Linked DNA regions of Mus musculus: all the other regions are linked to region 3. A link is a loop called in an ENCODE intact Hi-C map of the cell type or tissue named here. Cell type or tissue: heart. All regions are shown on one strand. Links, peaks and the distances in the headings refer to the core of each region. The heading gives the core; the rest is flanking DNA.

Evidence for each region. Peaks named below come from ENCODE experiments on the same cell type or tissue, not always from the same donor. Only the 100,000 strongest peaks of a DNase experiment are listed, where the experiment ranks them.
Region 1: a loop joins it to region 3, with 2.7 times the contacts of the local background. A loop is called at or near these places in 14 of 42 quality-filtered maps.
Region 2: a loop joins it to region 3, with 2.7 times the contacts of the local background. A loop is called at or near these places in 13 of 42 quality-filtered maps.

What each region holds. Positions count from the first base shown.
Region 1 is chr5:115,283,855-115,286,354 of GRCm38, reverse strand. It overlaps Coq5 (coenzyme Q5 methyltransferase), which reads right to left. Exons shown (of 7, transcript NM_026504.2): 3 at 1,743-1,964. Among named protein-coding and RNA genes, the nearest start is that of Coq5, 5.4 kb to the right of the region's middle. In heart, for the core only: a CTCF peak has its summit at 1,421 (motif pointing left); no DNase peak of the experiment used is centred there.
Region 2 is chr5:115,267,455-115,278,005 of GRCm38, reverse strand. It overlaps Rnf10 (ring finger protein 10), which reads left to right and starts at 5,111. Exons shown (of 17, transcript NM_016698.2): 1 at 5,111-5,749. The coding sequence starts at 5,593. In heart, for the core only: a CTCF peak has its summit at 3,435 (motif pointing right); no DNase peak of the experiment used is centred there; H3K4me3 peaks cover 459 bases; H3K27ac peaks cover 562 bases.
Region 3 is chr5:115,336,747-115,347,297 of GRCm38, reverse strand. Gatc (glutamyl-tRNA(Gln) amidotransferase, subunit C) reads left to right here and starts at 6,137. Exons shown (of 3, transcript NM_029645.3): 1 at 6,137-6,456. The coding sequence starts at 6,149. It overlaps Triap1 (TP53 regulated inhibitor of apoptosis 1), which reads right to left and starts at 6,067. Exons shown (of 2, transcript NM_026933.3): 1 at 5,881-6,067; 2 at 3,745-4,623. The coding sequence starts at 6,027. The coding sequence ends at 4,540. It overlaps Cox6a1 (cytochrome c oxidase subunit 6A1), which reads left to right. Exons shown (of 3, transcript NM_007748.5): 3 at 1,372-1,646. The coding sequence ends at 1,455. In heart, for the core only: no CTCF peak of the experiment used is centred there; a DNase peak (open chromatin) is centred at 6,207; H3K4me3 peaks cover 2,500 bases; H3K27ac peaks cover 1,252 bases.

The DNA of each region.
Region 1 (2,500 bases), core at 1-2,500, 56 kb after region 3:
AAAAGAAAAAAAAGAAGGGCTGGAGAGATGGCTCAGTGGTTAAGAGTGGTTGGCTGCTCTTCCAAAGGTCCTGAGTTCAGTTTTTTGTTTTGTTTTGTTTTTTGTTTTTTTTTTTTTTTTTTTTTTTACAATCAAAAATTTAATAACAAAGATACTATTTCCAACATGGTCAAATATACACAGCTAAGCCCAGAGTTAAAAAAAAATGTATCCAGCTCAACAGTACAGTCAGACAATTTTGTACAGAACATTCAAAAGATCAACAGAAAATACAGGAGCACAAAAGTAAAAAAAATATTTAAAGAGAATCTCTAAGCAGCATTTTCTTCCTGCAAAACAGACATAGACCTTGTACTGATTAAATATCTACAAGTGCTTTTCCTTTACAAAAATACATAAGATTCTTAATAGACTAAGTCATTAACAATGACCTGGTAATTCTTTCAATTTGAATGATTCATAAGCTAAATCTTACAACCACGTTTTTTGTTTTTTTGAGACAGGATTTCTCTGTATACCCCTGGCTATCCTGGAACTCACTATGTAGACCAGGCTGGCCTTGAACTCAGAAATCCGCCTGCCTCTGCCTCCCGAGTGCTGGGATTAAAGGCTTGCGCCACCATGCTCGGCCTAGGTCCTGAGTTCAAATACCAGGAACCACATGGTGGCTCACAACCATCCTTAATGAGATCTGATGCCCTCTTCTGGGGTGTCTGGAGATAGATACAGTGTACTTACATATAATAAATAAATATTTTAAAAACAAACAAAGAAAGAGAAAACTGTATGACTTCAGAAGATCCTGCTATGAGTTCAAGGCCAGCCTGGTCTACAGAGTAAGCTCCAGGTTAGTCAAGGCTATACACAGAGTTAAGATACTGTCTCAACACAAAATAAAACAAAACAACAACAACAACAAACTTGAAAAAGAAGATTCTTAGGACTAGTGAGATGGCTCAGTGGGTAAAGGTGACTGCTGCCAACCCTGATGATATGAGTTTGATCCCCAAAACTAATTCCCACAAATTGTCTCTGACCTCCACAGGAGTGCTACAGCATCAGCATAGTTCATGTCCCCTTTCTCCATTAAATAAAAACTGTAATTAAAAAATAATTGCCGGGCGTGGTGGCGCATGCCTTTAATCCCAGCACTCGGGAGGCAGAGGCAGGCGAATTTCTGAGTTCGAGGCCAGCCTGGTCTACAAAGTGAGTTCCAGGACAGCCAGGGCTACACAGAGAAACCCTGTCTCAAAAGACCAAAAACCAAAAACCAAAAAAAAAAAAAAAAAAATGAAAAATGGCTGGAGAAATGGCCCAGCAGTTAAGAGCACTGGCTGGTCTAGAGGACCTGAGTTTGAGTCCCAACATGCAGTTGGCTTACAATCCTCTGTCACTCCAGTCCTAGGAGATCTGATGCCCTCTTCTGGCCTCTGTAGGCACCAGGCACCTCAGGCTGCAGAGACACATATGCAGGTTAAACACCAGACACATTAAAAAAAGATCATAACGGAAAAGAAGATCCTTGAGCTCTGGGGCCACACAAGGCTGCTGGTCAAGCTCAGCGTGTGGCTCCAGTTCTGGGGCACACCTACGAGCTGTGCTAAGCACACACACCATCTTCAGCTGCTGCTGACTGCTCACACTTCCACAAGCTGGAGCACTTGACAGTTCAGCACCCGACGGGCACCTCTTACTGTACACACACGCAGACAGACGCTGCCCGTGTCTGCCGGGGGACTCACCAGCTGTGTGTCCTTGGTCCAAGGCCTTCTGCTTCCCAACCTTTAGCATCTCCCTGTTGATGTCACAGACCGTGGCAAGTGAACCTCCCAAGGAATCCTCTTCATTCTGGTACTTTTTGGCAATTTCTTCCCAGGATAGGTTTTGCTGAGTCCTTAGCTGTCTCCTCTGTCTCCTCTGATGTTGTGCCTGAACGTAACTAAGGAACCGGAACGCAATGTCACCTGCGGGAAGCCAACAGAAGGAAAGAAGATGCAAACAAAACCAAGCAAACGGTCTCCCAAGCCCCTAAGAGTGATAAGAGGCCAAGAAGGGATACGTGAGGATGGACGTTTCTACTCCTTTCATTCCCATCTGACAATGTCTATGTTGTCCTTGAGGCTGGCCTTCAACTCCTGATCCTCCCGCTATGATCTCCTGAGCTGATTACAGATGCATGCTCCCATTCCTGACTCAGTGGTTAAGAGCACTGACTGCTCTTCCAGAGGTCCTGAGTTCAATTCCCAGCAACCACATGGTGCCTCACAACCATCTGTAATGGGATCTGATGCCCTCTTGTCCCACGCAGGTGCATGGAGATACAGCACTCATATATATACAATAAATCTTTAAAGAAAAGAAAAGCTCCAGGCACACCAGGGTTGGTGGCACACGCCTTTGATCCCAGCACTTGGGAGGCAGAGGCAAGTGAATCTTTGTGAGTTCGAGGCCAACCTGGTCTACACAGTGAGTCCCAGGACAGCTAGAGCTACACAGAGAA
Region 2 (10,551 bases), core at 2,467-4,966, 67 kb after region 3:
TGATTTTTTTTTATGGTCAAGATAACATATTACAGAACATCTTGTCCAAAGGCAAGTATAGAGATTGCTGAATTCTGCTTGAATGTTTCTGTTTTAAATCCCTTTTAAATGTATATTTTCTGTAAATATTTCACAAGGAGAAGATGCCAAGGATCCTAAGAAAGAAATTTTAAATGAAGAGTGTCTTCTCCATTCAGTATATCCTGACAGATGGACACCTCCTGCACTGGGATCCTCTGCCCCTCGCTTCCATTTTTATCAATGACAGAAGGAAGAAATTATTCATCCACACACTTAGCATTCTCGTGTCTTCATTCTGTGAAATAAAGTTTCACCACAGTATTTTAGAACTTGCTGTACTTCTGTTGTGTGTCAGAGTAGACCTTGGGATTTAGCTGTTCCTTCTGGACATCACACTACATTTTCCAACTGAAGCATGCTCTTCTCTCTCTCTCTCTCTCTCTCTCTCTCTCTCTCTCTCTCTCTCTCTCTCTCTGTGTGTGTGTGTGTGTGTGTGTGTGTCTTAGTCAGGGTTTTTATTCCTGCACAAACATCATGACCAAGAAAGCAAAGGGTTTATTCAGCTTACACTTCCACATAGATGTTCACCACCAAAAAGTCAGGACAGGAACTCACACAGGGCAGGAATCTGGAGGCAGGAGCTGATGCAGAGGCCATGGAGGGGTGCTGCTTACTGGCTTGCTCCCCATGACTTCCTCAGCCTGCTTTCTTGTAGAACCCAGGACCACCAGCCCAGAGATGGCCCCATCCACAATGGACCCTCCACTAATCTTGATCCCTAATTGAGAAATGCCTTACAGCTGGATCTCATGGAGGCATTTCCTCAAGGGAGGCTCCTTTCTCTGTGATAATTCCAGCTTGTGTCAAGTTGACACACAAAAAAGTGTGTGTGTGTGTGTGTGTGTGTGTGTGTGTGTGTGTAACTGTGAAGAATAACGAGTCCTAGACTTGATGGTGAAGCTCTGTAGCCCCAGCTACTTGAGCTGGGATGCTGAGGCGGGATAATTCCAAATTCTAGGTTAGCTCTGACACCACAGTGAGCCCCGTCTCAAAATAAAAAGTAGGAAACAGACTGAGGTATAATCTTTGCCTAGCATGTCCAAGCATGTCTAGATTCAATACCTACTATCCCTCGCCACATACAAACAAAAGCATAAAACCAAACAAGAACTACTAGAGATCATTATTTGGGAGGCCAAGGCAAGAATATTAAGAGTAGGAGGCCAGCCTTGGCTACATAGCGAGACTTTGTCTTAAAAACAAAACAAAAGAAGGGCAGTCTGCTTTGGTGGTGGTGCACACCTTCGATCCCAGCACTCAGAAGGCAGAGACAGGTGGCGTATGGCGCCAACCTGATCTACAGAGTGAGTTCCAGGACAGTCAGAGCTTCATAGCAGACACGCTGTCTCAGAAAAAAAAATACCAAAAGAACCAAACCAACAACAAATAAAATAAAAATCCAAAAAACAAAAAAACTTTCCCCCTGAAGTGCCCTCTACAACTTCCTTGTCCGTTTTGTTTTGTTTTGTTTTGTTTTGTTTTGTTTTGTTTTGTGTCTCTTCCAGGCAGGGGTTTCTCTGGGTATCCCTGGCTGTCGTGGAACCCAGGGTGGCTTCGAACTCAGAGATCCAGATCCACCTATCTCTGCCTCCTTAGTGCTGGGATTAAAGGCGTGCTCCCGCACAGCAGCCAGGGTGTTTACTTTTAGTTTAGTGTATGAGTGTTTGGCCTGCATGTATGCTAAATGATTCCATGCGTATCTGGTGCCCTCGGAGGCCAGAAGGGGGCGCCAGACACCTGAAACTGGAACTAGGAGTGGTTGTGAGCCACCCGAAGAGGATGCTGGTAACCAAATCCCGACAGCCAAAGGAACAAGCGCTCTTGACCACTGCGCTTCTCTCCAGCCTCGTTACAGGGGAATCTTTTTAAAGGATACTTGTAGGCCGCCGTGTGATAGCTCTGAGTGTTTCCTGCCAACCTGAAACAACCTGAATTTCATCCTGGTAGGAGAGAACTGACTTCCACAAGTTATCCTCTTACTGTACATGTGAACCATGGTATATACTCTTCCCATATGCGCGTGCGCGCGCGCGCACACGCACACGCGCACACACAAACACACGAGAGAGAGAGAGAGAGAGAGAGAGAGAGAGAGAGAGAGAGAGAGAGAGAGAGAGGAAACAAACAAAAAATAAATGCAACAATAAAAAAAGTTTTTACTGGTTATAGCGGTATACACCATTAATTACAGCATATTCAGGAGACACAAGCAGGTGGATCTTTGTAAGTCTGAGATTAGACTGGTTCTATAGAGAGTTCCAGGTCACCCAGGACTAAAAAGTGAGATCCTGTCAAAAACAAACAAAAACAAACTCCTTGGGGCCAGTGATGAAAGGAAAAGTATCACTCAGGACCCCCAAGACCAAGTTCTCAATTTTCAAAGGAGATTATTTCCTCCAGAGGGAGAGAGGGCAGGGATAAGGGACAAAGATAGGAAGGAGATAGAGGAAGAGGGAGAAGATGAAGGGAACAGGAAAGAGGGGGAGGGGCATTTGTCCCATAGGAAGAAGCCTTGCCTCTGGATAGAGAGGAGACAGACATGGCTCATAGGAAAATAGCAGATGCCTGGCAGTGATGGCACAGGCCTTAATCCCAGCACTTGGGAGGCAGAGGCAAGCAGATTTCTGAGTTTGAGGCCAGCCAGGTCTACAGAGTGAGTTCCAGGCCAGCCAGGGCTACACAAAGAAACCCTAGGTCGAAAACCCAAAAAAAAAAAAAAAAAAAAAAAAAGTAAAAATAAAAAAGAAAAAGAAAAGAAAAAGAAAATAGCAGTTTATAAAGGTAAAAGGGAAAACCCCATGTTAGGATGAGGCCTTTAACTTTAAGTGGGCGTGGGCATGTTAATTAGCTGAGCCAAAGGAGGCTTCTGATTTCTTCACTTCAATACTTTGATAGCTGGACCTTGGTAGTCAGCCTCAGGAGCAGGATGTGGCCAAATAAGGAAACAGACCTTGGGGGCTAGCTTTAGGAAGATAATTTCATGGTTTTTAGAAAGGCAGAAGGAATAGGGAGAGAAGGCAGGGCTTGCCAGAGCCATGCTCACCACACTCAGGCTAGCCAGAGTCCTTTCAGGTGAGATAGCTCAGCAATTAAGAACACTAGCTACTCTTCCAGAGGACCTGGGTTTGATTCCCAGAGCCTATATGGTGCTTTAATTCCAGTGCTGGGGTATACAATCCTCTCTTCTGGTATCTAGAGACACATGGCACAGACATACTAGCTGGTAAAACATGTGTAAACACAAAAATAAAATAACAACCAAAAAACTGAAAAATTATAGTTCCTTTTTAAAAATGGATTTATTTATTTTATATATGTGAGTACACTGTAGCTATCTTCAGACACACCAGAAGAGGGCAGTGGATCACCTTACAGATGGTTGTGAGCCACCATGTTTGTGATTTGGAATTGAGTTTAGGACCTCTGGAAAAGCATTCAGTGCTCTTAACCTCCGAGCCATCTCTCTAGCAAACCCCTCCCCCCCAAGTTATAGTTCTATGGATCTCCATGTCATTTTAAACTGATTCCTTCCATACTAAATAATATCTCATATACTATATGATAATAAGGAACCAAATAAGAGTCTGACTCCTGCTTTTTTCATTTTTCTTTCTTTCTTTTTTTCTTTTCTTTTCTTTCTTTTTTGCCCTGCCTCTGCCTCCCAAGTGCTGGGATTAAAGGTGTGCGCCACCACTGCCTGGCTTGGCCCGCACATTCTTGTTCCTTTCCCATTTATGATACTGAGGATCAAATCAGAACTTTGCCCATGCAAGGGCCCTGTGACTACACTACACTGTCTGCTTTTATTCTTTTTCTCTCTTATAAGGAACATGGTCTCACTATGTAGCACATGCTAGCCTTACACTCTGCACTTCCTGTCTCTGTTTATTTATTTATTTTTTTGAGACAAGGTTTTTCTGTGTAGCCCCAGCTGACCTGAAACTTGCTCTGTAGACCAGGCTGGCCTTGAACTCAGAGATCCACCTGCATCTGCCTCCTGAGTGCTGAGATTAAAGATGTGCACCACTGGCATCCGTCTTCTGTCTCTGCTTCTTGAGTATTAGTGATACAGGCATGAGCCACTCTAGTTCTCCTACATACACGATTGCTAAAATTCCACTCATCGGCTAGATGAGGTAGTAGCTTAGAGGTAGAAAACTAGATTGTGAGCATGGAGCTCTGGATTTGATCCCTAACAGCCCCCCCCCCCCAAATTCCATTCGTCCTGTGTGTGTCACATGACACAGCATTTCTAAGAAGTCCTCTTTTATCCCTCTCAAGCTGGGATGCTTTTCTATTGAAACGTGTTTGATTAGCATCTCCTTACTTAACTGTACTATGTTGTTTCTCTTTGTTGGTGTTTCGAATGTTGCTTCTTACCGATCTTTATATATGAATGTGGCATGCATACGTGTATGAAAAATCTTACACGTATGCACAGGTGTACATGGAGTTCTGAGGCTGCCATTGAGTGTTTTCCTCCAAGACTCTCCACATTCTTCACAGAATGGCTAGGTAGACTCACCATTTGAGCTAGTCTGGCTAGCCAGTTTGTTCTGGGAATTTCCAGATCTCTTGTCTCCGGTGCACCGGAATTGCAGGTGGGCCATCACACTCCACTTGGTTTTCTAAAAAATTTTGTGTATGGGTGTTTTGTCTATATGAGTATGTCTGTATACCACGTGTTTGCTTGGTATTGTAGGAGGCCAGACACCCACACATCTTTTTTTTAAAAAAAGAAAAAAATCCAAGCACTGGCGAGGAATATCTGTGAATTGGAAGCCAGACTGTTGCACACAAAGAGTTCAGGTCCCGTTAGGACTACAAAATGAAACATTGTCTCAAAAAGAAGGAACCCGCTAGGGAGGCGGGAAGGAAAAGAAACCTCGAACAGGGAAGAGAGAAAAAAAGCATTGGCAGGCACAAGCGGTCCCTCCCCTAGGACCCGGATGTAGGTAAAAGACTACACTTCCCAGAATGCACCACGCCCGCCTGGCAACTATATAAATAGTCCATCCGGGTTCTTGGAGATGCTGTTTGGCGACTCGTCGCCATTCCCGGAGCAGCTCGGCCTCGGCCCAGAGGCGAGTGTCGGTCGCTGTGTCGGAGACCCCGGTCCCCGGCACCGAGACAGCCAGCCCTCTCTCCTGCCCCGCGGCGGGAGAGCGTGTCCGGCCGGCCGGCGGGGCTCGCGACCCTCCCGCGCCTCCCTTTCCCCCGCAGCCTCTGCCCCGCCAGGCCCGGCCCGGACCTCCGAGCCCCGGCCTCCTCCTCCTCCTCCTCCTCGTCCTCGTCCTCCTCTTCGGTCACCGCCGCCTCTGGGCCCCACAACCCCACCTTGCCGCTTCTCCTTCCATTTTGAGAAGCTGAGGAAGGAAACAAGGAAAAATGTCGCCATGAAGGCCGAGAACCGCTGCCGCCGCCGACCCCCGCCGGCCCTGAACGCCATGAGCCTGGGTCCCCGCCGCGCCCGCTCCGCTCCGACCGCCGTCGCCGCCGAGGCCCCCTTTGATGCCGCAGAGCTCCCCCAGCGCCGCCGCCACCGCCTCCGACATGGACAAGAACAGCGGCTCCAACAGCTCCTCCGCCTCCTCGGGCAGCAGCAAAGGGCAACAGCCGCCCCGCTCCGCCTCGGCGGGGCCGGCCGGCGAGTCTAAACCCAAGAGTGGTAAGAGCCGGCGGGTCTGCCGGGTCACTTGGGGGAGGAGGGACAAACGACCCACCTTCCGCTTGCACTGACATCCAGTATTTACGGTTAAGCCGATCTGCGCTGCGTGGTTAATTTGGGCCCTTGCATTCATATTCAAAACAGCTGGCTGAAGTAGGCGCTATTCTTAGCCCCATTTTGCAGATGAGGGATCTGAGATTTTGGAAAGGGTTAAGGTCATCCAGGTGGCAAGCACCTCACAGAAGGCCTCAAGACCTGGCTTTGTGTGACTCACCGTCGGTCCAGGCTCTAAAACAATTGACTTTGTTTTCTCTTCTAGTGTCGGATTAGCTTTGGGTGGCATTCAAGTTTGAATAAGAGAGGGTGAGGCCCGAGGATTTTCAGACTTAAATCTGGCACCGGGTCTGCTCCTCTGTTTAAGAGGACTCATGTTGGGATGGCGTTGCTCGGCGTGATAGTAAAGCATGCAGACCCTGCATTCAGTTCATTTAGGTTCAGTCCTTGAGTTTGCTAATACACACTATTAAGTAAATGGGCTAAGCGCTTAGAGTACTTGACAACTTTTTGCCTAAATATTATGCCTGTTTGTGTGCGGTAGGTTATATGGGCTTGGCTTTCATGGTGTGTGTGTGTGTGTGTGTGTGTGTGTGTGTGAGAGAGAGAGTGATGTGTGTAGTCAGGCTTCTTAGTATTACTATAACATAATAATAATGATATTATTATAATAATATAATAATACTACTTACTGATTATGCACAAAGCACACGGGTAGGCTTTTAGGTGTGATAGCACTACTCTAATCGTTTAACCTGTCTAGCCAGGAGTTATTCCACCGCAGAGAATAAACTAGGCTGTGGATTAGGAGATGGCAGAATCCCGAGTCCAGCATTCTCCATCTTGTGTCAGAGCTGTGTACAAATCTCTTTTAAACTTTTACCATGTTGGCAGTATTTTTGAGATAGTAATTTTTTTTTCAATCAGTCTTTTGGTTTTTCGAGACAAGTTTCTCTTTGCATCCTTGCCTGTCCTGAAACTCACTCTATAGACCAGGCTGGCCTTGAACTCAGAGATCCACCTGCCTCTGCTTCTCAAGCACCTCCAAAATCTCAGACACAGCCAAGTTTCAGATTGTGGTTTAATTACAATGTTTCTCCTTCTCTTTCCTCCCTCCAAAGCTTCCTGTGTAACCTTCCGCTAATCTCCTTCATGTCCTTCTTTCACACATCTGTATGCATGTGCATATACATGTCAGCAAGCATGTGTATGAGTTCTATGCATATCCACCAGTGAACCTGAGCGTGGGGAGGAGCCTAGGAACCTGAACCCTACACAAAGAACTCCAGGAGACTTAGTAACACTGGGAGTGGGAGAGGGGGTCTCCTGGAAGAGCACACCCCGTAGTTTTCCAGTGCCAAACATCACTGGATGTATTTAGTGCAAAGATGTATGTGCAAGTAACTTTGTTTGGATTCCGCAGTGTGTTTTTGTGAGAGAGAGCATGTGTGACAGATGGGGAGCTTTGAGCTGACAGTCTAAGATTCAAAGAGCTGGACGGTATGGGTCAGTGGTAGAGACCTTGCCTAGAATATGCAAGGCCCTGGGTTTGATCCTTAGCATCCCCCCACCCCCCTCAAATTAAAGAGCAAAAAAAAAAAAAAAAAGCACTAAAATTATAAGGCTTACTGACTGAGAGTTTATCTGTAGGGTATGACAAACTCCATTACCAGGTCTACCTGAGGATGTGTAGAAGTTGCCTGTGTAACTTGGGTAGGGACCAGTTTTCGCTGTGATGTACCAGTGCTTTACTGTCTAAGCAGGTGTTAGTGTAACTCGCCTCTGAACCGTATAAACTGATTCTGGAGTTTTGCACATGTGTAGTTTTATTGTAAATCTTGGCTGTTGTTGGAGAGAGGTCTGAGGGTTTCTCAGAGTAATGGATGACTTCAGCCTTGCTTGTAGAGGTAATGCTAAGCTTTGGTTCTCCAAGAGTTCTCAACTTAAATTTTTTAGGGCCCTCCCTAAGTCAATAAAACATTCTTGCATGAGTCAGCTGCAATAAATGCTTTATTTATTGTTCAGTGAGCAGTAGGCCAAAGCTTGTGACATATCAGACAGCATAAGAGAGGGTAGTAGAGTTCAGTGAGGTAGGATGGCTTAGCAGTTAGAGTAGGTGTTCCACCTTTCCATGCCCTCTGAGAGGAAGGAAGAAAGACCTGACTTCACGCCCTTCCACCTGTACATCCTGCACCCACAGGATGGTGATACATTTAAAAGGTTAAGCAAGAGAACTGATGTGATGAAGGCTTTTTACCACATTCCTGACTGACCTTTTCTTTAATCTATTTTTCCCTACATGTGTTATTTTGGGTAGGTGGTCAGGCTTGGTGGCAGGCCCCTTGACCAGCTGGAACTATAGACAGGCAAGGCACCATCTTCGGGCCTGGCATTGATCCTCAGAAACACATCAGAACCCTAGTAAAACAATCACAGAACTATGAATGAAGCAGGGGCTAGAGAGTTAGCTCAGTGGGTACTTGTTGCTCCTACAGAAGGCTTGGGTTTAGTTCCCAGCTCCACAGTGCTGTGGAATTTGATACTGTCTTCTGCCTCCACAGTCATAAACATACATGTGTTGTGCAGCCAAACTTGCAAGCAAAGTACCATACACATAAAAAATAAAATAACCCGGGCGTGGTGGTCCACACTTTTAATCCCAGCACTTGGGAAGCCAGGCAGGCAGATCTTTTGAGTTTGAGGCCAGCCTGGTCTACAGAGCTAGGGTTACACAGAGAAACCTTGTCTAGAAAAACTAAGAAGAGTGAAAAGAAAGAAACTAAATGAAGGCTCCGAGTGTGTGGGGACAGCCTGTAATCCCAGCACTCACTGGCCGAAGCAGAGGATCAAGAGTTTGATGCTACCCTGGGCTACTGAGCAAGTTCCAGGGCTTCCTGGTCACATAGTAAGACTCTGTTGCCAACAACATGAGAAAGCATTGCCATTGAGAGGTCTGCTAGAGAAGGAGATGTGACTAAGATGTGCACGGAGCAGTGGGTAGTGTCAGGACTGTTTCAGAGTCCTGACTCGGAAGAATGGGATTGTGGAATGAAGATACCATTTCACTTTCTTTTGCCAACACAAAGAAAAACACACAAAATGTGTTTGGTTTCTGGAGACAGTTTCATGTCTCAGGAACCAGACCCCATTCTGCCTTGAGGTTCCTGAGGGGCCTGTGTTGGAGCTGTAGGTGTGTGTCACCACCATGGCTTAGCCTCTCCCTCCCTCGGCATCTGTAAGCTGTGGAAGTTTGTAAGTGGTCCTTTGCTTTCTAACTACATAAATATATCTGATATGTTTGTTTTCTGTGGCTAGCTTATGCTTGCTCTTCACTGGTATGCTGTCATAGGTAAATCTGACTACCAGGAGTTTCTTGATCTTTTAGTCTACAGCCTTGGCTAATTGCCTTGAATACTTAACAAAACATCCCGTTTCTGGCTATATTTCTACAGCTTTCTTCCAGCAGGGCTAAGACTGTTAGAAGAGTTTACCAAGAGACTGTCCCAACAATACAGCCCAGAGGAGAGAAGAAATTTAGGGACCAGGGGATGCCATAGAGAAAGAACAGAGAAAGTAAATATTTATAGACAAGACAGGTCAGGGATTTGTAGGCCAGCTGTAGTCCCTGTCCAGGAACCCTGCTCTTGTTCCTCCTCCCGAGGCGGAGGTTAAGGGAAGGTCGGGTATTATGAAGCAGTTATTTTGAGGTTGGCAGTGTGAACCACTGTGCTGACTTTGTTCCTGTCACCTGGGATCAGAAGCTGGGTTACTGGGTAATCAGACTTAAATGTTGCTGTCCCCTCACAGCTAGGGTTAAAGGTTGTGCTGGACACCCAGTGTCCTGTGAGTGCTGGCACCTGAATTCCTGTACAGTCACAGATGATTGTGTGGACCCAGTGAGGGTCCTCTGGAAAAGGAAAGTCAGGGATTCTTAACTCCTGAGCTAGCTCTAGCTCTAGCTCTATTATCTATTTATTTTTGACACTGGGTTCTGAGCCTGGTGTAAGTTAGGCAGGGACTTGGTCACTGAGTTGTGTCTCCAGCCTCTTTTAAAAATTATCATTTGAGGGCTGGTGAGATGGCTCAGTGGGTAAGAGCACCCGACTGTTCTTCCGAAGGTCCAGAGTTCAAATCCCAGCAACCACATGGTGGCTCACAGCCATCTGTAACAAGATCTGACTCCCTCTTCTGGAGTGTCTGAAGACAACTACAGTGTACTTACATATAATAAATAAATAAATAAATCTTTAAAAAAAAAAAAAAAAAATTATCATTTGAGCATTAGCTGGGATTGGCTTAAACTGAGTTTGTAGCCAAGCAGGCAGGCCTTGGGCTTGTGACCTCATGGCAATGGCCTCCTGAGTGACTGAGATCCCAGGCCCGTGCTACTAGGCCCAGCTTGCTTGACCTCCCTCTCCCACCTCTCTTTTTCCTTAATTTCTTAGACTTAGCCTTGCTGCATAGTTTAAGCTGGCCTTGAACTTGCTACTTAGTCCAGGCTGGGCTTGAGTTCTCATCTGTATTCTCCTGTCCTCAACCTCCCGAGAACTGCAGCACCGGGCAGCATTCATAATCTTAAAGCCCTGGAAGTGACCCTGATGCACAGCTGGAACTGGGAACTGCCAGTCTGAGGTTTAAGAGTGGGCCAGAAACAACATAACAAAAATGAAAACAAAGAAATGGAGAAGACAAATAAAATCATAAAATAAAATTCTTCTAGAAACTTATTTTCCAAAATCTGATGTGGG
Region 3 (10,551 bases), core at 4,681-7,180:
AGACCCGTCTCAAAATCAGACAAAACTATGATTGGCAGAGTCATACATGCTGTAACCCCAGCACTGCAGGCAGAGGCAAGAGGAGCGTTGTAAGTTTTTGATTAGACTGTTCTATTTAGTGTTCCAGGTTAGCTAGATAAGGAAACCCTGTTTCAGCAACCTTGCCAAGTCTGCCAGTGAGGGCTAGTCTCTTGGGATCCACTCTATAGGAGGACAGAACTTCTTCTTTTGTTTTTTTGGTTTTTTTTTTTTTTTGCGGGGGGGGGGGGGTTGGTTTTGTTTTGTTTTGTTTTTTGAAACGGGGTTTCTCTGTGTAGCCCCGGCTGTCCTGGAACTCACTCTGTAGACCAGGCTGGCCTCGAACTCAGAAATTTGCCTGCCTCTGCCTCCCAAGTGCTGGGATTAAAGGCGTGTGCCACCACTGCCTGGCTGAGATTTATTTTTATGAGTGCACTGTAGCTGTCTTCAGACACACAGGAAGAGGGCATCAGATCCCATCACAGATGGTTGTGAGCCACCATGTGGTTGATGGGAATTGAACTCAGGACCTTTGGAAGAGCAGTCAGTGCTCTTAGCTGCTGAGTCATCTCTCTAGCCTGAGTTAGTCTTTTTTTAAAAAGGTAGTGAGCAAAAGGATTGAATTTAGGTCGCAGTTTTCTAGTCCTTCTGCAACCTCTGTTCTTCTAGGAGCTCTGGAATAGCAGTCAGTGTGTGTGCACACGCATATGTGCACGTGAGTGCAGGTGTTTGTGTCACAGTTGTGAGTCACCTCATCTGAAGTTTGGGAGAATTTTGAAGGAACAGATCTTATCCACTGAGCCACCTTTCCAACATCTTATGTTAAGATTTATTTTCTTTTAAATTATTTGTGTGTGTGTGCACATGAGAAGAGGGCTTCAGATCCCCTAGAGCTGGAGTAGTAGCAGATGTGAGCTGCCAGCCGTGGATGGGTGATAGTCACGTGCAGAACAACAGATGCTCTTACCTGCTGAGCCATCCCCTTCCTCGGGGAGCTACCTTGCGCTTGCTTGTCTTACCATCTACTTCGAAGGAGAGATGGCTCAGTGGTGTTAGAGCACTGGCTGCTTCTCCAGGGGTCCTGAGTTCAATTCCCAGCAACCACATGGCAGCTCATAACCATCTGTAATGGGATCTGAATCCTTCTTTTGTGAAGACAGAGTACTTATACATAATTACAGAAATAAATTAAAGTTACATTAAAAAAAATAAGAAAAAGCTCTGGGAAAGTTGACATTTTTATGTCAGTAAATCTATGCCAGTAAAGGCACATTTCCATTTTGATTTTATGTATTACCTCTTTCGATTCTGAGCATTTTCTGGAAATAACTAATTGACATCTTCGCTCCGCAGCCCTTCCCCTGGGGAGACGGTAACCATACCCTCTTCCACAACCCTCATGTGAACCCACTTCCGACCGGCTATGAAGATGAGTAAAGAGAACCTGGCCTCCCCCAGGCAACAAAGGGACCACAGCACTGGTTTTGGACCCTTACTCTGTGTGGACCACGAAAACCCTTTGGATGCTAAGCTCGTGTCTCCTTTCCTCAGATGGCGACCATTACTCTGATCTTCCATCCCTTCTGCTTGTAAGAGGAGATGCCTTAAATAAATAACTTAAACTCAGATGGTCCGTGAGCTGGACGGTACGATTTTATTCTCAGACACTGACATTGCTTTGCTGTTTTGCAGTGGTTCAGATCTGGTTTAGCTGACCGAATACCGTTTCTAGCTGGCTCCCTGCTGGTTTCTTGTGCTTAGCATGGGTAGAGAGCTAAATGACTAAGAGCAGAGAGAGGTAGAGTTACCATTGGGATGGGCTCCCTGACAGACAGTGGATGATCAATAGAATTGCCGCTGATTACCATCTGTAACACATGCGTGACAACTTCAAAGACTGGGCTGCATTGCAGGTTTCAGGTCAGTCCAGGCTGCACAGACCCTGAACAAAGTACATGAGCTTTAGTCAGCTCTTCTCGTCACAGCAGCTCCTGTTGCAATCTACAAAAGGAGCTGAGTTCTTACCTTTAGGAAAAGAATTTCTCAGGCAGACAGCGATGGTGCGTGCTTTAATCCCAGCACTTAGGCAGAGGCAGGCAGAGCTCCAAGATCAAGGACAGCATGGTCTACACAGCGAATTCCAGGCCAGCCAGGGCTACAAGGGAAACCCTGTCTAGGAAAACCAACAACACAGCAGTGGTAGTTACCAGACAACAGCATCGCCATCAGTTGCCCATCAAATGGAAGACCTTTAAGAGGCTGAAGTCAGGATGAGTGATCATGCTACTCTGAGCAGTTCTAGTGTCGGATACGGTGTAAAGCAAGGAGTCTGAGTAGCTGCTCTTGAACTCCTAGGCTGTCGCCCCACCTTCACCATGGATAGTAGCCATGTTAAGGTGTGTGCAGTGCCATTATTTCAGTGACTCTCAAGTCTATTCTGAAAGGTTAAGTCTTTCTCACCATAGTGGAAAATGATTGCTAGCCCCCACCACCCCCACAAAAGACCTCTGGTACTTGAGAAGAGTAATCTGAGGCCAGAGGATGCCAGAGGAGGGCCACAGTTCAAAGCCACCCTGGCTCAGCCCGTGGTAGTGCTAGCTGCTGAGCCTGATGGCCAGAGTTTGATGCCCAGGAAGTGCACGCTGGAAGGAGGGGAGGGACTGATGTGAGCACACATGAATAATGACTGCTACCCCAGTGTGATTGGAATGAGAATGGCCTCATCAGTACATAGGTTTAAATCCCTGGTTGGTAGGACTATCTGGGAAGCATGGGCTTGTTGGAGATAAGTCACTGGGGGCAGGCAGGCAGGCCCTGAAGTTTTAATCAGTCCATTTTCAATCTGCTCGCTCGCTCGCCTTGTGTCTATGGATCAGCACTGAAGTCCTCAGCTACTGCTCCAGCTTCATGCCTGCCTATCTGCTGCCATTTCCCTGACATGATCATGGAGCTGTGAGTCTCAAACTTTTACAAGTGGCCTTAGTGACGGTGTCTTCATAGCAATAGAAAAGTAACTGAGACCCCCCACAGTGTGGCCTCACACACCTATAATCTTGGGAGGTGGAGGCAGAGGATCAAGAGTTCATCAGCCCGGCCTATATGAAACCTTGCCTTGAACAAAAATGGTCCTGGGATGTAGCTCAGGTGATAAACGCTGGAGTGCAGGAAATCCTGGGTTTGACCTCAGTAGCACAGAAATCAGGTATGACGGGTGACCTGAGCTACATTCCAAGGACTCTCATAGAAGGCTAAGAAATCTCTTGTGATCTTTTAGACAATGACCCTTAACCAGTTGAAAAATATGGATATTTTTTGATAGCCACATTTTTCTAAAAATTAAAATGTTTTGAAATGGCATTAGGGTTGGCCAAATGAAGATGAAGTAGTACTTAGCAACCCAGAGTGCAAACCTTTTGTCCAACAGCTCTCACCTCTTTATGGATATACTAAGTCCTGGTCAAGGTAGGCTGCTGTGAGGACCACCTACCGTTGTTCTGAGACCACAATACATAACATTTAAAGGAGCCATTTATACAGGTGAGCATGTGTGATCCGGCAGGTTGTCCGCAGAGGCAGGCCTGAAAGTCAGATTTCTAATCTAAGTGCTGACCTAGACTTAATTAAACAAATCAAGTTACAGGGCAAGCCGGCTCTGCAACGAAATGAGATGCCTGGGGCAACGGGACATAAATGCTCAATAAAGTGCAGGGTTTTGGGAGCAAAGAGTAAAGTTTGAATTTTAAGATTTATTTCATTTCATGATTACAGCCTTAGGGCATGGTAAGCAAACAAAAATCAGTAAGCACCTTTCCCCCACTTAGCCAGGCGCACCCCCCTTTTATGTGATCTGCACACTGACTTGAACTCGTGGAGTTGAAAGTTAGCCACAGCAAACCTGGGACGCAGGTGACTCTTGCACGGCCACCCCAGGGGTTGGAGCTGTGAGCAGCAAGGCTTGTGAGCTCCAAAGTTGGTGTTTATGTCATTTCTGAAGATTCTGAATGGTAAGCTGACACCTCATTAAGGCAAGAGCTCCGCAAAGCTGTCTTTTTCCATAACCCAGGCCACCAGCAGTTGGAAGTGTTATTATAAAACTACAATCATGTTTCCAAGCAGTGATTGAATGGGTTGTGTCCGCATCCCTTTTCAGAGCATCCCTGAGAGGAAAAAGAGGTCCCGACCGAGCCCCATGAGCAATGCCTCCCATAGTTCACCCAGGTCCTCCGCAGCAAATGCTGCCATCCTTAATCCTGACCAGTTTACCATACTCATATCCAAGGACCAGTTAAAGCTGATGCCAGACCATAGTTTGCAACCATAACCCCAAGAAGCTGGTCCGCTGTGGCACGAGGGGTTCTTCAGGATGCCAGCAAAGGTGAAGTTGCCTCAAAGCAGGAATGACAGCTTCAGAATGGAGGAGAACACCTTTAACATCTTGGAATCCCATGCCAGCTTCACAGCCTTCCCTGACAGAATCCAGAAGCCTCTCACTTTACTGATGTCTTCCAAGTGGCAGGCAGGTCAAGAGGAGTTTTCAGGCTTTTCTTTGCCATGGCCCATGAACTCCAGGCCTTCAATAGGAATCTCTTTCTCCTTGATTGCTTTCTAAAGGAGGAAGAAAATGCACTATCAGTCCATGATAGCTTGCAGTCCATGTTTTGTGACAGGTGTAATGGTACAGAGGTAAACCAGACTGAACTGGACGGGCTTGAAACCCACCATTCAAGGCATGCACCACCACTGCCCAGCTGGGCACCCTTTTTTTGAGGCAAGGTCTCATTCTGTAACCCTGGCTATTCTGGGACCCACACACCCTGCCTGCCTCTGAATCCTAGGATTAAAAGTGAGTACGGCTTAGTCCTGTTTTAACAAAACAGTGCCACTGTACAGACTGTAATGTAAGTCCTGTGTGGTATGAACACCTGCTCTTGGGAGGTGAGGCCTGAAGGTCAGTTCAGGTGCCTATCTCTATCTTAGTGACAGTGTTCACTCCGAATCGGCTCTGTGACCTTGAGTTACCATCCCTGTCTGAGAACTGACTAAAGGTAGCTTCTGGAATGGAGAGGTAGTTTTAGGTTAAGTTTGAAGTGCTGGTCTGAAATCAAATCTTACTGGCTACAACAGGTAATTGGCGGAGGAAAACAGAGCAATGAAAAGATCGCAACAAAACAGGCGACCTCTGCAATGCCTTACCTTAGGTCTAGAAAACTGTGAACACCATCCACTCCTAATAACAATGAAATGACGCACCACCAAAATAAGCAAGGTCATCAGACTCTAGTTCCTTTGAACCATTCACTTCCTATTTCTGACTGCTAGTTTTTCCATGTGTAAAATATAGATAATAGAAAAAAATAGATAGATAGATAGATAGATAATAGAACGCCTTGTCACCAAGACTAGTGACCTGAACTTTATTCCCAGAACCCATATAAATGTGAAAGGAGTAATCTGACTCCCGGAAGTTGTCTCCACCCTTATTGCAGACGCGAACACATTTTTTTTTTTTTTTCTGGAGACCGGGTTTTTCTGTATATCCCTGGCTGTCCTGGAACTCACTCTGTAGACCAGGCTGGCCCCGAGCTCAGAGATCCGCCTGCCCCTGCCTCCCGTGCGCTAGGACATTAAAGGTGTGCGCCACCTCCGCCCGGCCACGCCAATTTTTTAAAGATACGGATGATAGCTACTTGCACGTTTGGAATGAATCCCAAATAAATGAGCAATAACAACAAAATACTAATGTACTCTGTATAAAGCAAAGTACCGCAAAGGCATCCCGGTGTGTCAAGTGGAGACAGCCTGGCGGTTTCGGGGGATGGCCGAGGAGGGCAGGCTGCTGCGGCGAGGCCGGGCGAGACTCACCTGCACGCACTGCTGGTAGCGTTTGAAGAGGTCGGTGCACGGGTCCCCGGAGCCGTCCCCTTTGAGGAACTTCTCAGCAAACCAGCGGTTGAAGCACTGGTCGTACTCGCGCTTCATGTCAGTGCAAGCCTCCCCGACGCTGTTCATGGCGGTGATGGCAGCTGCGGTGACGGCGACGCATTCTGATGTCGTCACACACCCCCTCACCCCCACCCCGCGCGCGCGCCGCCCTACCGTCTGTCCCTACGGGGGCCGAGAAGCAAAAGAAATGTGGTCACGGGCCGCGAGTGTGCGATTTCGGGCCCCGCTGGACGCGGGCCGAAGCTTTGCTTCCAAAGCGAATCCACAGGGAAAGGTCCAGGCGGCGGGGCTGGGGACCCAGGCTCCACGTCTCGTCCCCCAGGGCAGCGGTCGCGTGTCCCCCGCGGTAATCGAGCATCTGGAGCGACTGGCGCTGGTGAACTTCGGCAGCCGCGAGGCGGTGGACCGGCTAGAGAAAGCCATCGCCTTTGCGGATCAGCTGCACGCCGTGGACACTGACGGTGTGGAGCCCCTAGAGTCGGTACTGGAGGACAGGTAAACTCCCGGCTGCGGTCTCGGACCTTTGAGGCTGTTTCAGGTCCTTTGCATAATTGGAAATTTGTCCAGTCTCCGCGAGGATGGCTTCACTCTTCCCCTAGTTCATTATTGATCCTGTCACTCTCGTTTACAACCCTCTAGTCTTCTCAGTCTCGATGTAAATAGGAACCAAGTCCGAGAATCCCTTACTTCAAAGAGCCCTTTACCCGCCCTCTCGGGGGTGCTGTCCCCTCAGTACCCTCCAGCCTAGACTGGCTTACAAACCAGGTTTATTTCCTTAAAGTGTTTTCACTTGCCTTCCTGAGCATCTGATTAAATATCTGAAGAAGTCAAACACTATTTATATGTATAACCTCAAGTCAGTTCATATGCTAATTACGAGATATCCAAATAACAAGTTATGGCTTTTTTTTTTTTTTTAAGACAGAATCTGGCTAAAATTTCGCGGAATGGCTTTGAACCCAAGGTTATCTTGCTGTGTTACCACCCATTGCATTGGTTTCATGAAGTCACTGAAATGCTTTGCAAAGTTTAAATCTTGTTAGTCTCCTGTCCTTCTCACCTTCGGGTCTTTGATCTGATGCTCAGATCCAGAGAGGTTAACACTATTTGCCTAATATTACCCAGTAATTCACATCAGATACCTGATGTCATTTTCCCACCCAAGATCTTCACGACACGTGCTCGTGGTCTTCAGGTCCTCAGGTCCTCGGCTGTCACAGCCCCTCCCCATCTCTCCAAGCTAACACTGTCAAGTTCTTTCAGCTTCTTGACTTCTCCCTCCCTGTTACTTTTTTCCCCACAATTTTCAGTCCTTGCTTTTTACCAGCTCCTTATCCCACCTACTTCTCCTCTCTTAAGTTGTCGACTGCCATTAATTCTTTTATTCCTTTATACAGTAAAAAATATATGGTTCTACTGGTATTCAAAAGCGCTGCTAATCACAGCATATCTACTTAAATGTTAGTTCTCTGCCTTCCCCCTTCTGTTTATCCAAATAGCATGAATCATGTTTGGATTTTTTTTTCTTTTGTCTAGCACTGAGTAAATACTTGGGAAATGCTCAAATAAACATCTCATTAATTTATTTGGGGGAGAGAATAGAATTAAAGAGCCAGCAGTGGTGGTGGTGGTAGTGGGTTCAGCGGGTAAGGGCAATTGCTACCAATTCTGATGATCTTAGTCTGCTCCTTAAGACCCACATGGTGGAGGCAGAAAATAGACTCTAACAAGTTTTCCTCTGACCTCCCCAGGCACACTATAGTACATACCTCTGCCACATACAAAATTTTAGAATTGTAATTTTTTTCAAGAGTCAGGATTTCCTGTCTTCTAGGAGAAACTAAAGAAATGCAGTTGCTACAAAGGGAGGAGTCAAAAACAAACAAACAAAAAAAAAAGACAAGAAGTATTTTTGTCATGGTGTGGATCAAATTTGAGCTTGTCATTCAGTGGCCTGAATTTCTTACCATAAATTATGTCGTTTTAGGTTAATGAACCCGACAAGTCATTTTAATATGACATTTATAGGACTTCAAAAAAATAGGCCTCATGAATCCCAGCATCTCAGGCCAGACTTGAATGTGCTTTTAATCTTTAAATGTATGTGCCTGCAAGTCTATGCCTATGTGTGCAGGAATCCACAGGTTGGAAGGGGGTGCCTGTGAGAGCTCCCAGAGCAGTTTCAGGAAGTGTGAACTTCCATGTTGGTACAAGGAACGAAACCCAGACCCTCTGTAATAGCTAAATGCTCTTAGCTCATGAGCCATCTCTTGAGCCCCTGACTTGTTTTTTGTTTGTTTGGAGACAGGGTTTCTCTGTGTAGCCCTGGCTGTCCTGGAACTCACTTTGTAGACCAGGCTGTCCTCGAACTCAGAAATCCGCCTGCCTCTGCCTCCCGAGTGCTGGGATTAAAGGTGTGCGCCACCACGCCTGGTGACTTGAGTGTTTTAAATGCTTGTCTGAACTCAAAACATCCTAGTGATCCATAGGTGATCAGCAGTCTTAGGCAACAGCCATGATTGCAGCCAAAGCCCCGACTGGCTAGTAGAAGTCTGTCTACACATTTACAATGTATTATTTGGGTTGATCTACAAAGCCTTAGTGTGGCAGTGCCTTGGGCTAGGAGTTTGTGTCCAGTTATCTTATACAACTTATATGACTTCTGAGGTAGAGTGCCAGTTTCATACAAGAAGCAGGCTTAGAATTTCACAAGAAAAGCCAGGACCTGGGACTCAACCCTGTAACTCTCAAGTAATGCTGTGACAGGCCATGTAGTAACTCCTAAATACCCCTTTTGCCGTCTTAGCAAATCCAGAGACCAGCTTCACTAACATCTCACTGCAGCCAAATACTTCAACACTTTATTAAAACAAAAACTAGATGGCTCTGTGGATAAAGGCACCTGCTGCCAAGCCTGATGATCGTAGCTCAAACCCCGAGTCCCACGTCACATGGTGGAAGGAGAGAACCGACTCCTCCAAGTTGTCCAGATCCCCATATATGCACTGTTGCGCGTGTGCACACACACACACAAATTTTAAAAACAAGTTTTTCTTTTTTAAAAAAAATTTTTTATTTTATGTAAGTACACTGTAACTGTCTTCAGACACACCAGAAGAGGGCATCGGATCCTGTTACAGATGGTTGTGAGCCACCATGTGGTTGCTGGGAATTGAACTCAGGACCTCTGGAAGAGCAGTCAGTGCTCTTAACCGCTGAGCCATCTCTCCAGCCTCATCAAGCCTTTTGCAAAGGAAGTATTCTACCTTTGAGCTGTAACTCTAGCTTCCTAATATCTGGAATAAGTCAGCCAAGCTCTCATTCTAAGTCTGTAGCAAAGTGAAAACAGAAATGGGAGGGGAAAGTTTTGCAGATACAAGTTGTAGTGCAAAGCAACCAGGGAGTCACCGAAGCAAAGTGATCCAACTGTTGTACAGTTCAAGATCAGAAGCAAAGCCCCCCTCCTCTCTGCTGCTAAGAACTTCCTGTTACTGGGGTAAATCGCTGTCCACAGTTATAGGTGGAGATAAGTAGTTCGTAACCCCTTTTCAACCAGGATTCCTCATTGGGACTAGGATGCAGAAAGAATTAGTTTTCATTCCTCACAGGAAAGTGCATAGCTTATGTTAGCCTAGATGCCAAGGTTATGGAAATGGATATCTTAAAGAGCATTAAAACTCACTGTGAAGAATCCTGGTAAAGACGACAGGTACTTAGTAAACAACTGGCCTGAAACTGCCCATGGTGGCTCAAACCCATAATTGTAGGACTTGGGATGCTCCAGCAAGACTGATGCAAGCTTTGAGTTTCGTCAATGATTAAAGGAGACCACGTTTCCCAAAAAACAGATAGAGGCTGGAGATGACTTAGTTAAGAACATATGCTGCAGCTCTTGCAACGAGGACCCCCAGATTGAGTCCCAACACCCACGTTAGGTGGCTCACAGCCACCCACAATTCCAGCGTCTCCCAAGGCAAGGGCGCTCAGACCCCCTCACATATACCCAACTAAAAACTATTTTTGAAAAACCTTCTGGGGCTGGAGAAGATGGCTCAGGGGTTAGGAGCACTGACTGCCTTTCCAGAGGACCTAGGTTCAATTCCCAGCACCCACATGGTAGCTAACAATTCTCTGTAATTCTAACTACAAGGGAATCCAATGCCTTCTTCTGGCCTCTATGGGTACAAGCACACAGGGGAAACCTCCAATCATGTAAAATAAAAATCTCATAGATGAATGCCCCAAGGCCAGTAAGCATGAAGTCCTTGGCTGGTTCCTCGGCACTACCAAAGCCAAACAAAACTGTCCCTTCCTCAAGCCCAGCCAGGCCTGTTTAGCACTTTAGATTGTGAAGTTGCTGCAAAAACGCTGGCCCAGGACTGTGGCGCCAGTGTTTGCATTTCCCTTTTTTTTTTTTTTTTTTTTTTTGCTTTTTCGAGACAGGGTTTCTGTGTGTAGCCCTGGCTGTCCTAAAACTCACTCTGTAGACCAGGCTGGCCTCTAACTCAGAAATCCACCTGCCTCTGCCTCCTAAGTGCTGGGATTAAAAGCGTGCGCCACCACCACCGGGCTGCATTTCCCTTTTTAAGA